Linked DNA regions of Homo sapiens: regions 2 and 3 are each linked to region 1. A link is a loop called in an ENCODE intact Hi-C map of the cell type or tissue named here. Cell type or tissue: mammary epithelial cell. All regions are shown on one strand. Links, peaks and the distances in the headings refer to the core of each region. The heading gives the core; the rest is flanking DNA.

Evidence for each region. Peaks named below come from ENCODE experiments on the same cell type or tissue, not always from the same donor. Only the 100,000 strongest peaks of a DNase experiment are listed, where the experiment ranks them.
Region 2: a loop joins it to region 1, with 5 times the contacts of the local background. A loop is called at or near these places in 5 of 110 quality-filtered maps.
Region 3: a loop joins it to region 1, with 5 times the contacts of the local background. A loop is called at or near these places in 4 of 110 quality-filtered maps.

The regions. Positions count from the first base shown.
Region 1 is chr5:95,857,111-95,860,472 of GRCh38, forward strand. LINC01554 (long intergenic non-protein coding RNA 1554) reads left to right here. Exons shown (of 3, transcript NR_026936.1): 3 at 1,694-3,023. Among named protein-coding and RNA genes, the nearest start is that of LINC01554, 6.6 kb to the left of the region's middle. In mammary epithelial cell, for the core only: a CTCF peak has its summit at 1,791 (motif pointing right); a DNase peak (open chromatin) is centred at 1,961; H3K4me3 peaks cover 637 bases; H3K27ac peaks cover 1,237 bases.
Region 2 is chr5:96,173,384-96,176,745 of GRCh38, forward strand. All of the region lies in intron 1 of LOC101929710 (a long non-coding RNA gene), which reads left to right. It also overlaps a transcript of CAST not described here. Among named protein-coding and RNA genes, the nearest start is that of MIR583, 96 kb to the left of the region's middle. In mammary epithelial cell, for the core only: a CTCF peak has its summit at 1,935; no DNase peak of the experiment used is centred there; H3K27ac peaks cover 120 bases.
Region 3 is chr5:96,111,930-96,115,291 of GRCh38, forward strand. All of the region lies in intron 1 of LOC101929710 (a long non-coding RNA gene), which reads left to right. It also overlaps a transcript of CAST not described here. Among named protein-coding and RNA genes, the nearest start is that of MIR583, 34 kb to the left of the region's middle. In mammary epithelial cell, for the core only: no CTCF peak of the experiment used is centred there; a DNase peak (open chromatin) is centred at 1,832; H3K27ac peaks cover 1,688 bases.

The DNA.
Region 1 (3,362 bases), core at 540-3,039:
CCTTCTCATACATTAGCTTCCATTCATTACCCCACAACAGTTCTGCATGCTAGCTGGCGTTATTGCCACATTACAGTGAGGGGCCTTGGCGTCTTGGGTTCCTGAGAGATGACATTGCCATATGTGGCTCTTCACGACTGTCCCACAGGCCCTCAGCTGGAATGTGGCAGAACTGGGAGCTGAATCCAGGACAGTGGTTTCCTCATCTGCTCTAGCCAGGAGCAGGCCAGGCCACCCTTCTGGACACAGTCTATCCCACGTGGGGACAGACTGGCCAGCCCCAGCCCGTGGGTCTCAACGCGGCCAGAGCTGCTGTGAGAAATCTTGTTTGTTTTAGCCTTTGGAGTCCTGTCTGTTCTCTGACCTCTGACCCAGAACTGTGTGTTCCAACCACTTCCCAGTCTGTTGTCCTGGCTCAAAACAAAGTGAACGAAAGCTCTTTCCTCAAGCCCTGCTCTCATACTCCAGGGCTCTGTGAAAATGAGTGGTATGGGCACATGGCTGGTGAGTCACTGTGGCCCTAAAATGAGCGGGAAAATAGAGGGCAGGTCCGGGCCTCGCAGGGCACTAATGGCAGGGAAGCAGGAGGGTCAGCATCAGGAGCCTGGCCTTTGGCCCGCAGAGACCTGAGTCCTCCCCTTACTCCTGAGCTGTGTAACCTTAGGCAGGGAACTTACCCCTCTGGGCCTCAGTTTCCTCATCGGGAAAGCAGGGCTGATCATAGTGCATGGCTTATAGAGCAGTTTTGAGGATTTCATGAACAAAAAAACAAAGGTAAAGCACTTAGCCTTCTGCCTGGCATGAGTAAACCCTCAGGAAACTGTAGTTATTATTTAGTAGCCAGGAAAATACAGAACACTTAATCTGTTGGCTCCCTGGTGTTTCTCGAACTGTCAGCAAACACTTCCACATCACCAGCCAGCAGAGCCATTCATCAAACACCTTTGCCTTTGTCTGTCAGGCCTCCCACTTCAACAAGTGTCCCTGGGTTTAAGTCAGTAACCTCCTAGGCACGGAAAGTTGCCTCACGCATGTGACATGCGAGCACGTCTCTAAAGGGGCAGAGGATCTGGCAAAAACATAGACTCGCAACTTGTCTGTTTCCTGAGACACCCACAATTGGCCTCGTGGAAGTGGTTGACTTCTTCCCATAGCTGCCTGTGTCTTACTTCATCGCCTCCTCCAAGCCCAGGGCCAGCCCTGCCTGGCTGGGGGATCATGACAGTCTTTGTTCCCATATGGGCAAAGTCTTTTGAAAAGAGGGAAAGATCATTAGTTAGCTGTCAGCCTCCAGCGTGGTTAGGTCATGAGTAATTCTTCTAGAGAGCCAGAGCACTGGCAATTCATTTGGTCGAGAACGTTTTATCTACTTGAACGGCGTAGCGAGGAAATAAATGGAACAAGTTATATCAAAATCTCTGTCAACTGAACAATTCCTTACCAATCCAACAAGGAGTATGACGACGATGCCACTTTTCCTACCTTTGAGAGGTCATGCACAGACACCGCACATGAACACACCACATTATACCCCCCCCACCACAAATGGGTGTACCCCCTCTCCCCCCACATACTCACTGGTGCACATATACACGCCACACCACATTCTGTAGTGGGGAAAGGATCATGTGCAGCCTTAAGGGCTGGTTTGCGTAACGGGTGCATATTTCTGCTAGTGTTTTTGTTCTTGCAGTCAGGACTGGCCGTTGTCTGAAAGCAAACCTCAAGGACAGGACTTCTGGACTCCGCAGCCACTTCAGGCTGCTGCTCCATCGCATGAATTCCAGCAGGTGGCGCTGCACCCCGCGCGGACCCGGCTTGCCTCTCGGCCCCAGGGAGGTCGGTTGATGAGCAGTCGGGAAGTGGGTCTGCGCGCACCCCGCTGCAGCTGTGGCAAACGCAAACGATGACACACAGGCTTGACGAGGGCCTTTGTCAGAAGCAATGGGGATCTGGCGTCACCGCACAATGGAAAACAAAGTGCTTCTGCCTGGCTGGCCAGAATGCACGTTTGCTCACTATTGATGCTGGGGCATTTACAGGCAGAATGAGTTCATGTGAAATTTCAGGATCTGCCATGACTCAGATTCACTTTCTGTAAACCAGAGTCAACATTACATTTCCCTTTACTCTGGGCCATTCCTTGAATTTTTAGGTCACCAGTTGTTTTTGTACTAACTGAAGGGATTTGAGTATTTCACAAGCACCTTATTTTTATTAGCATTTTTAGGGCATTACCAATTTGGGACGGATCTGTAGTGTGAGAGATTGTTGTCACTCTTAGCTCCAAACATAGGTTGACTTTATATATTATTTACATGTTCAGAATTATACTGTGTAGAAATTCAAATGAAACTTGCAAAATACTTTTCTGGCAGGAAGCCCTGGAGAGGATCGTTCATGGAAACAAGGATGACGACTGGGGTAAGAAATGCAGGTGACTCGTGAGTGGTCAGGGAGTGGAAGAGAAGACGGCTGGAAGGTTTTAGCATTCAGAAAAAAAATGGAGACAACTAGAGTTGATCTGAAGATTATGGCAGAATTCAATATTGGGGGAAAGAAACAAGATGGGGGTTAGAAATTAGAAACAGCAGAGCTCCACAGGTTGGAAAGGTTGGAAAGGATTTGAGCAAGAGAACAAGGAGCCTGCTAATAGCACCCTGGGTTTACATCAAGAGAAGCACCTGGAGAGAATTAACTCGGGAGGAGGTGGGGGCATGGGAAACCTTTTCATCTCCAAGAGCGGGCAGGAACAGCAGCTGGCCTGAACTTGAAGGTACACCAGGTAGCTTGCGTGGGCCAGGAGAAGGTGATTCTCTTCTATGCCTCTCTCCAACGCCCTGCTTCTGATGCTGCTCCTCTACCTGTATTGAGGGGAAGATACATCCCTAAGAAGTTCCCTGAACCCCATTCTTTGTTGTGGCTAACTGGTCCCCTTGGAATTTTTCTACTAATTTTCAATTCCCCCTCTCACCTGGTGAAATCTTGAATCTTACTGTTCAATAAAAGTTCTTCTACCGAAATTTCTATACCACGTTGAATTTTTTGTGTTTCCTTTGTTTTTAGTTCTTTGGGAGTTTTACTTAGAAAAAAAAGCCTCTGGGGACTAGATAAGGAAGGAAACCTTCATGTGGACCCTCTTGAGCTCTGTTTTCTTTCCTGGCCTCACTGGTGTGGGCTCTCTGGCTGCCCTGCTGATCTCTTGCTTTACTGCATTTGGGTGAGGACTGAGGAGAGGGACAGGAGTGTATTCACTGGATACTATTCAGACTAAAGGATTAGATGTCGTAGGTGAATAAGCAAGAAAGCAAACACATAAACAAAACATCTGAACGTTTTCAATCCAAGTGGAGCAGAATTTA
Region 2 (3,362 bases), core at 390-2,889, 320 kb after region 1:
AATGTAAACAATTTGCAAAAAGTACACAAAGAACTGTCATCAGAATAATGGTACTTACAAGGAGCTTAATTGAAACTTGAAAGTTTAACATTTGGAGCAAAATACATAATAGAGTAACCCAATTGGAATACCCTCATGTAGTAATACCAGAAATTCTGAAAAATGTAAATAAACAGATAGATGTTATGACAGTATCTAAAGGATTGGTAACTATTTGGTACATGTGGTAGTAATTTACATTATATCGAGGTTTTCTTATAACTTCCTCTTTTGAACATAAAACATTCTGTTTGATGTTTGGGGTATTATTTTTATCATTATATTAGCTTAGGAATCTGAATCTCAGATAAATGAACTTTTTTTTTTCTTTTTTTTTTGTGAGACGGAGTCTCTGTCGCCCAGGCTGGAATGCAGTGGCGCCATCTCGGCTCACTGCAAGCTCCGCCTCACGGGTTCACACCATTCTCCTGCCTCAGCCTCCCGACTAGGTGGGACTAGGTGGCGCCCGCCACCACGCCCGGCTAATTTTTTTGTATTTTTAGTAGACACGGGGTTTTCCCGTGTTAGCCAGGATGGTCTCGATCACCTGACCGTGTGATCCTCCCGCCTTAGACTTCCGAAGTGCTGGGATTACAGGTGTGAGCCACCGCGCCCGGCCTGAACTTATTTTTTAAGTCATCTACTTGTTAAGTGACACATGAGTCTTGAACCCAGAGTTTTCACTTTTAATTTCATGAAGATAAAGAATCTGAGGAAGGTCCTCCTATCAAGCACAACATGGAGGAAGCTGTGCAAAGAGATGTTGAGATTCCCAGGAGCCTCTTTGGGCTGCCCAAACTTGCCAGTTTCCTTCTTTCTGGTTGTCTGGTCCATTTCCATTAAGGGAATTCCAGTTCTGATTCTTCTTGGGCCACACTTCTAGTTCAAGTTACTGCTATGAAGGATATTCTCCAATTTTCACAATTAGTCCATGAAACAATCATTAGACAGATATTTGTTGAGTAGCTGTGAACAAGGTCCTGCGCTGGGCGCTGCAATCATTCTTCCACTCCTCCGCAGACAGGAGGAGTTCGCCCTCTTGCTTATGTGGGGAAGGAAAGTCCAGTCAGAATCCTCTGTATGACAAGTCTACCACTAGTTGGATGATAAAGGTTTAATGTGCAGACACAGATTACAATTTTAGTTTTATAGGTTTCCCTCCTTGGTTAGAATTAGTAGTTTAATATTGGCACTGTTTTTTTGTTCTACTTTGTTTTAAGAATTTTTAGAAATGATACAGTTGTATACTCTCTCTTTCTAGCTTCTGGCTCATGATTTGTAATCTTGTTAATGTCTTTTCTAACCAATCAAAATAAGTAAAAATGTGTTTTTATAGTAGTGTTGCCATAGAATTAATGAGGCCTAACCATGTACAATCTCTGTGTGATTGGTCCCCAAAATAGTATTTGTGTGGTATTCTAACATTTCAGCAAATAATATATTTAAAGGTTTTCTTTTCAATCTTTAATGAAATCAAAAGCTTTCCTCCTCAATCTTTTTGTATTCATTTCAGATTTATCTAGGCAAACTGATATTAATAATTTTTATCAAGGTAATAGGTATACAATACTTTTTACTAGATTTTCTAATATATATGAAAACATATTTAACTTCAGATTTTTTAAACTAATCCAGAAGAAAAGCAACTGAAGTTTTTAAATTTAGAAGACATAGATTTTTCTTATTTTTATTATTGGTATTCTAATAGTATACTAAGAAAATGTAATATAAGCTACTTATAAAATAGTACATGCAATTAAATGAAGTCAGTGTACTACACTATAATAGTTTGTCATTGGACAGAACTCATCAGTTGGCCGGTTAGTACATGTGAATTTTGCATGAAGTACAAGGGACTTTCAGTTCTGGGCAACCAGTGCCAGTGAAAGTACCCTACTGGCCAAGATGGAAATTACTTTGATTTTGAGGTTCCTTGTTTCACATGCATTAAAAAAAATTATCGAGTATCTACTGAATGCCAAGGACTCATTTAGGCTCTGGAGGTATAAAGAACTAAATAAGACAAACAAGATCCCTGCTGTTATAGAAACTATTATTTAGTATGGAGAATTGAAAATAAACTAGTAAACACATAAATGATTGAGAGCATCTCAAAGAGATAGACATGTAATTTAGATGGTAAACAGGGCAATGGGCTATAAATTAATTGGGGTAACTTTACACAACGTTGGTCAGTGATGTCCTTTCTAAAAGCGTGACGTTGTTGCTGTGACCTGAATGACATGAAGCAACTATCTATGGAACAATGTGTGTTAGTGTTTCACATGGATGCCATGCATGTTTTTGTTTTAGTGGTTAGACTAGAGTGATGCTTCCACTCAGTGAGATAGAGCAGTATGTTTAAATATGTGTTAGTTTGCTCAAACTTTTGTGATGCTTTTCTAATACATCCTGGTTATTTTTCTTAAATATTCCTATTCCAGCACTAAGAGTACAGAGTTAATTCCTTTATGAGGTCCTGTTTGAAGTGCAACTGCTGATGTATAATTTCACAAACATCATTCCGCCTCTAGTAATGTTATTTCCTTGCAGCAATAATAGTCCAAGTGGGTAAGTGCTACCATAGCGGAAATTACAGGGAGCTAAGGGCTCGTCTAGCTCTATTTTGGAGGCTAGGTAAGGCTTTCTGAAATAAGAGGTTTCTAAACTGTGATCTGAAGGACAAAGAGAATTTTCCCAGGCCCAGGGAATAGGAGGACAAGACAGAAAAGTCTTCTACACAGAGGAACATGTGCAAAGGCCTTCGGAGAGAGAGAGAATGTGGTACATTTGGGGAACTGCCAATAATTTGCATTTGGCTGAAGTGTATAGTTCAAGAGATAAAGTGATAAAAGAGAAGGCAGTCTAGAGAAAGGAGCAGGAGCTGATTACAGATAAGCTTTGCTGAAGATTTTAGGCTGAGGAAAAGGACAACTTTTATTCATTAATTCAGCAAAACTTTATGAAGTGCCTTATGTGCTATGCACTGTTTTAGGCACTGGGAATACATCAGTGAACAGACAGAAGTCCCCACCTTCATTCTGTCTACATTCTAGGGGGCAAGGTAGATAGCAAACTAAGAAATTCTTAGGTAAGATGCCAAGTTTTTGAGGATTTTTGAGTTTGATGCAATATGGAAGCAATTTTTCAACTGGTAACACTTGAGAAGTCACAGGTTAACACCAAAGAATATGTATATTTTTGACAATGCCACTTGAGATTTTGGCATACTTTCACTTTTCTGAGTGAAACTAAACTAAAAGTTTGTCAGTCACAAGGACTGGCTTTTCTTTCTTCCTGAGCCCCTTCTGATAAGGACCTTT
Region 3 (3,362 bases), core at 390-2,889, 250 kb after region 1:
AGCCACTGTACCCAGCTGTGCATTTTTTTAAACTTTATTTTATGTAGTTTTAAAACTATATATATTTTATATAGTTTTTTATAATTAGAAATGTTAATGAGTAGTTTTCTATTTATATTATTAGTTTAATAAAAGCTTCTTTTATACAATAAGAAAAATGGACTCAATTATTAATATATTCTCAGTTATTAATAATTATATTCTAAATTACCAATTCTCAATTATTAATATTCAATCAATAATAATATGTTAATATATTCTCAATTATTAATATTCTGAGAGGTGTGTCTGGGGAAAGCCAGTGGGAATATATTACCTAATTCAGGACTCCATTTTGTCCCCTAGCAGCTATACAAATTGCAGGCATAGTGATCCTGCCTGGGAAGTAATAACCAGCCTTGTAAACTGGAACCTACTGAGTGAAAGTAAACATCAAATCATGGCAAAGATTGGTTGGCAATTACTGTAAATAAAAAATGGAACCTATTATATTGTGATTGCTTACTCCCATATCCTCCACTAGGAGGATAAATTTTGTGAGAGCAGGGACTGTATTTGACTTATTTAAAGTTACATATATATATCCTAACTGTGTATAATACATAGTTGCTATTAAAGAAAAAATATTAAATGAATAACTGGGGTAAGTCATGAAGAGGGAAGCAGAAACGAGAGAAAATTGAACTATATTTAGAGATGTTCCTTCACTTACAAATGGGTTACATCCTGATAAACCCATTGTTAAGTTGAAAATATTGTATAAATGGAAAATGCATTTAATACACCTCAGCTACCAAATAGCATAGCTTAGCCTAGCTATGATGAGCTGAAATGTGCTCAGAACATTTATGTTAGCCAACAACTGGACAAAATCATGTGACAACATAGTACAATGTAGAGTGTAGGTTGTTTACCCTCATGATCATGCGGCTGACTGGGAACTGTGGTTCATTGCTGCTGTCCAGCATGGCGGGAGATGGAGAGAGATAATATCATATCTCTTTCTATTGAATGCACATCACTTGTGCACCATAGTCAAGTTAAAAAATTATGTCAGGGACCATCTGTATTTCCCAAATTTGTTTAGAATCCTCCTTGGTTTCTCCCATAGATGGTTGATCCCATCTAGAAGGGCTTATTAAGTACCAAAGAAAGTCTTAAGTTTTGTTTCAAAGTATTGATTTATCTCTACATTGACAGCATGCTTCTTAACAGCAGGCTAGAAATTGGATTGGTGGTTTCTTTTAGTCTTAGAACTAAGACTTCAGGGCAAAGATGTGGAATTTGAGACCAAATTATGTCCTTCACCTAAAATGCACCAAATCAAATAAATTGTCTCTAGGTAATCCTTGGCATGCAGGCCTGTCTATTTTATAGAGAGTGGGTAATCCAACCCCTTCCTGAAAGTGCCTATTTAATTTATCTGAATTAAGTGGGAACAACAAACAGAAGTGTTTGAACCACAAGATAAAGTAACTGAATTGCAAAGCCAGGAATGAGTCCAGGTTAGTAGACACACATTAGGAAATGCACTGCAAAATATAAAGTGGGAGTCTTGCACCTTTGCAAGGATTAATGCTTTGAAAATATGATAGCTCAGAGAAAAAAGAAAGTTTTAGGAACTTAGTGCCATTAGGAACTTAAGGCCATTTTCTAAAGCAGCCATTCTCACCCAGAGGGCAAAAGACGCCTTTCAGCTGGAGTGGCTTTTGCCATTGCCTGGTGCCAGGGAGCTGAAGCCTTGGCAGCTGGTTGTACACAGCTCTTTCCTTGCAGGAGTGCCAGTAAGGAGAGGCTTCCAGAGCATGTCTGCACAGGAGACCAGAGAGCTCAGGTTTTTAAGTTCTAAATAAGGAGATTTATTCTGACTAAGACTCCTCCTTAGTCAATCCTTGATGACTCCAGAGATGGCAGGGCTGTTAGTTTCGTTATGTTATTTAAAAGAGTGTGTTGAAGAAAATGTTAATTGATCCAGATGACTATGTGCATTATATCACAAAAGAAAGTTCATTTTTCACACTTTTGTCATCATCAGTCCCTCTATTTTTTATACTACTAGCCTGACCTCTTAGGCTCTTCTAGAATTTCAGAGAGCCAAGAAACATGTTTTTTAAAGTACCATTTTTCAACAATAAGTGTATGAAAATAAAAACAGTTTGATCATCTTCTCTCAGCAAAGGTAAAACATTTTTAGGCAGTAAGTAAATAGAAGGTTGTTTTAAGGTGCACTAAACCTGGGCAAGGAAAAGTATTCTGGAGACAAACAAGAGCAGGAGAGATAGTAGAAGCAGAGAAGAAATCTGGGTGGGATATTCTACAACCCTGTGACCCCTAGAGTGGTCTGTGGACCAGCAATGTCTACAACACCTGGCAGAATTCAGTCCTCTTATCCCTCCAACCCACTGAATCAGAATCTGATTCTTAAAAGGATTCCCAGGGGATTTGTATGTACATTGAAGTTTGAGAGCTCAGCTCTTGGAGCCCAGAGAGGAAGAGTTCTGAGTAAATCTGCCACCACTGAGGCTCTCAAACTTTGGTGAATATAGGAAACTCGTGAAAAGGTTACTAAAAAGGAGTGTTTACGGGTCAAAGAGGTTCTGATTCTATAGACTTGTGTGGTACCTTGAAAATCTGTATTTCTAACAAATTTTCCAGGGCTTCTGACACATATGATCATTGAACCACATGTTAAGAAACCTCTACTGCTGATTTCATGATTTAATGAAGGAAGACTATGCTTACTAAATAATACCCACTGAAGCAGCAGGCCATAAGAGGCTTTCTGCCTGGGAGAAGCGTAATGGAGTTGCCTGTCTAAGATATAGTTACTGGTTGCAGGGCCCCTAAGACCTCATCTTTCTAGACTGATCTGTGTTCTAATCACATTGAGCTCTCCAGTTTCCCAAAACTAGCCACATGCTTTGCAATGCTGTTTTCTCTGCTCAAGTTTCTGAGTCAGTTTGGATTCTTGTTTAAGGTATGTACTAGTGGTGTGACCTCAAGCAAGTGACTCACAATGTGTTACACTCAGTTTGCTCATATGTAAAATGGGTTCTGTAGTATCTGTCTCATGGGGTTATCGCAACAATTACAAGAGAAATGGCCCATGTAAAATATATAGATAGCAGAGTGTATAGCATTTAACAGATATTTAGTACATGATCATAACTATTGCTTGCATTCTTTCTTGTCTGAAGAACTCCCGTTTTTCCTCCAAAACTTAGTTGCTCTTTGTAAGTCCTTGACAAGCTCCCCACTACCACTATGAAGTTGCTCACACATCTGTGCTCTCAACAGTACTTAAACATTTCTCTCTGTGTCCCTTGTGATATGTTGTTATTCGTTCTCTTTCTTTCTGCTGA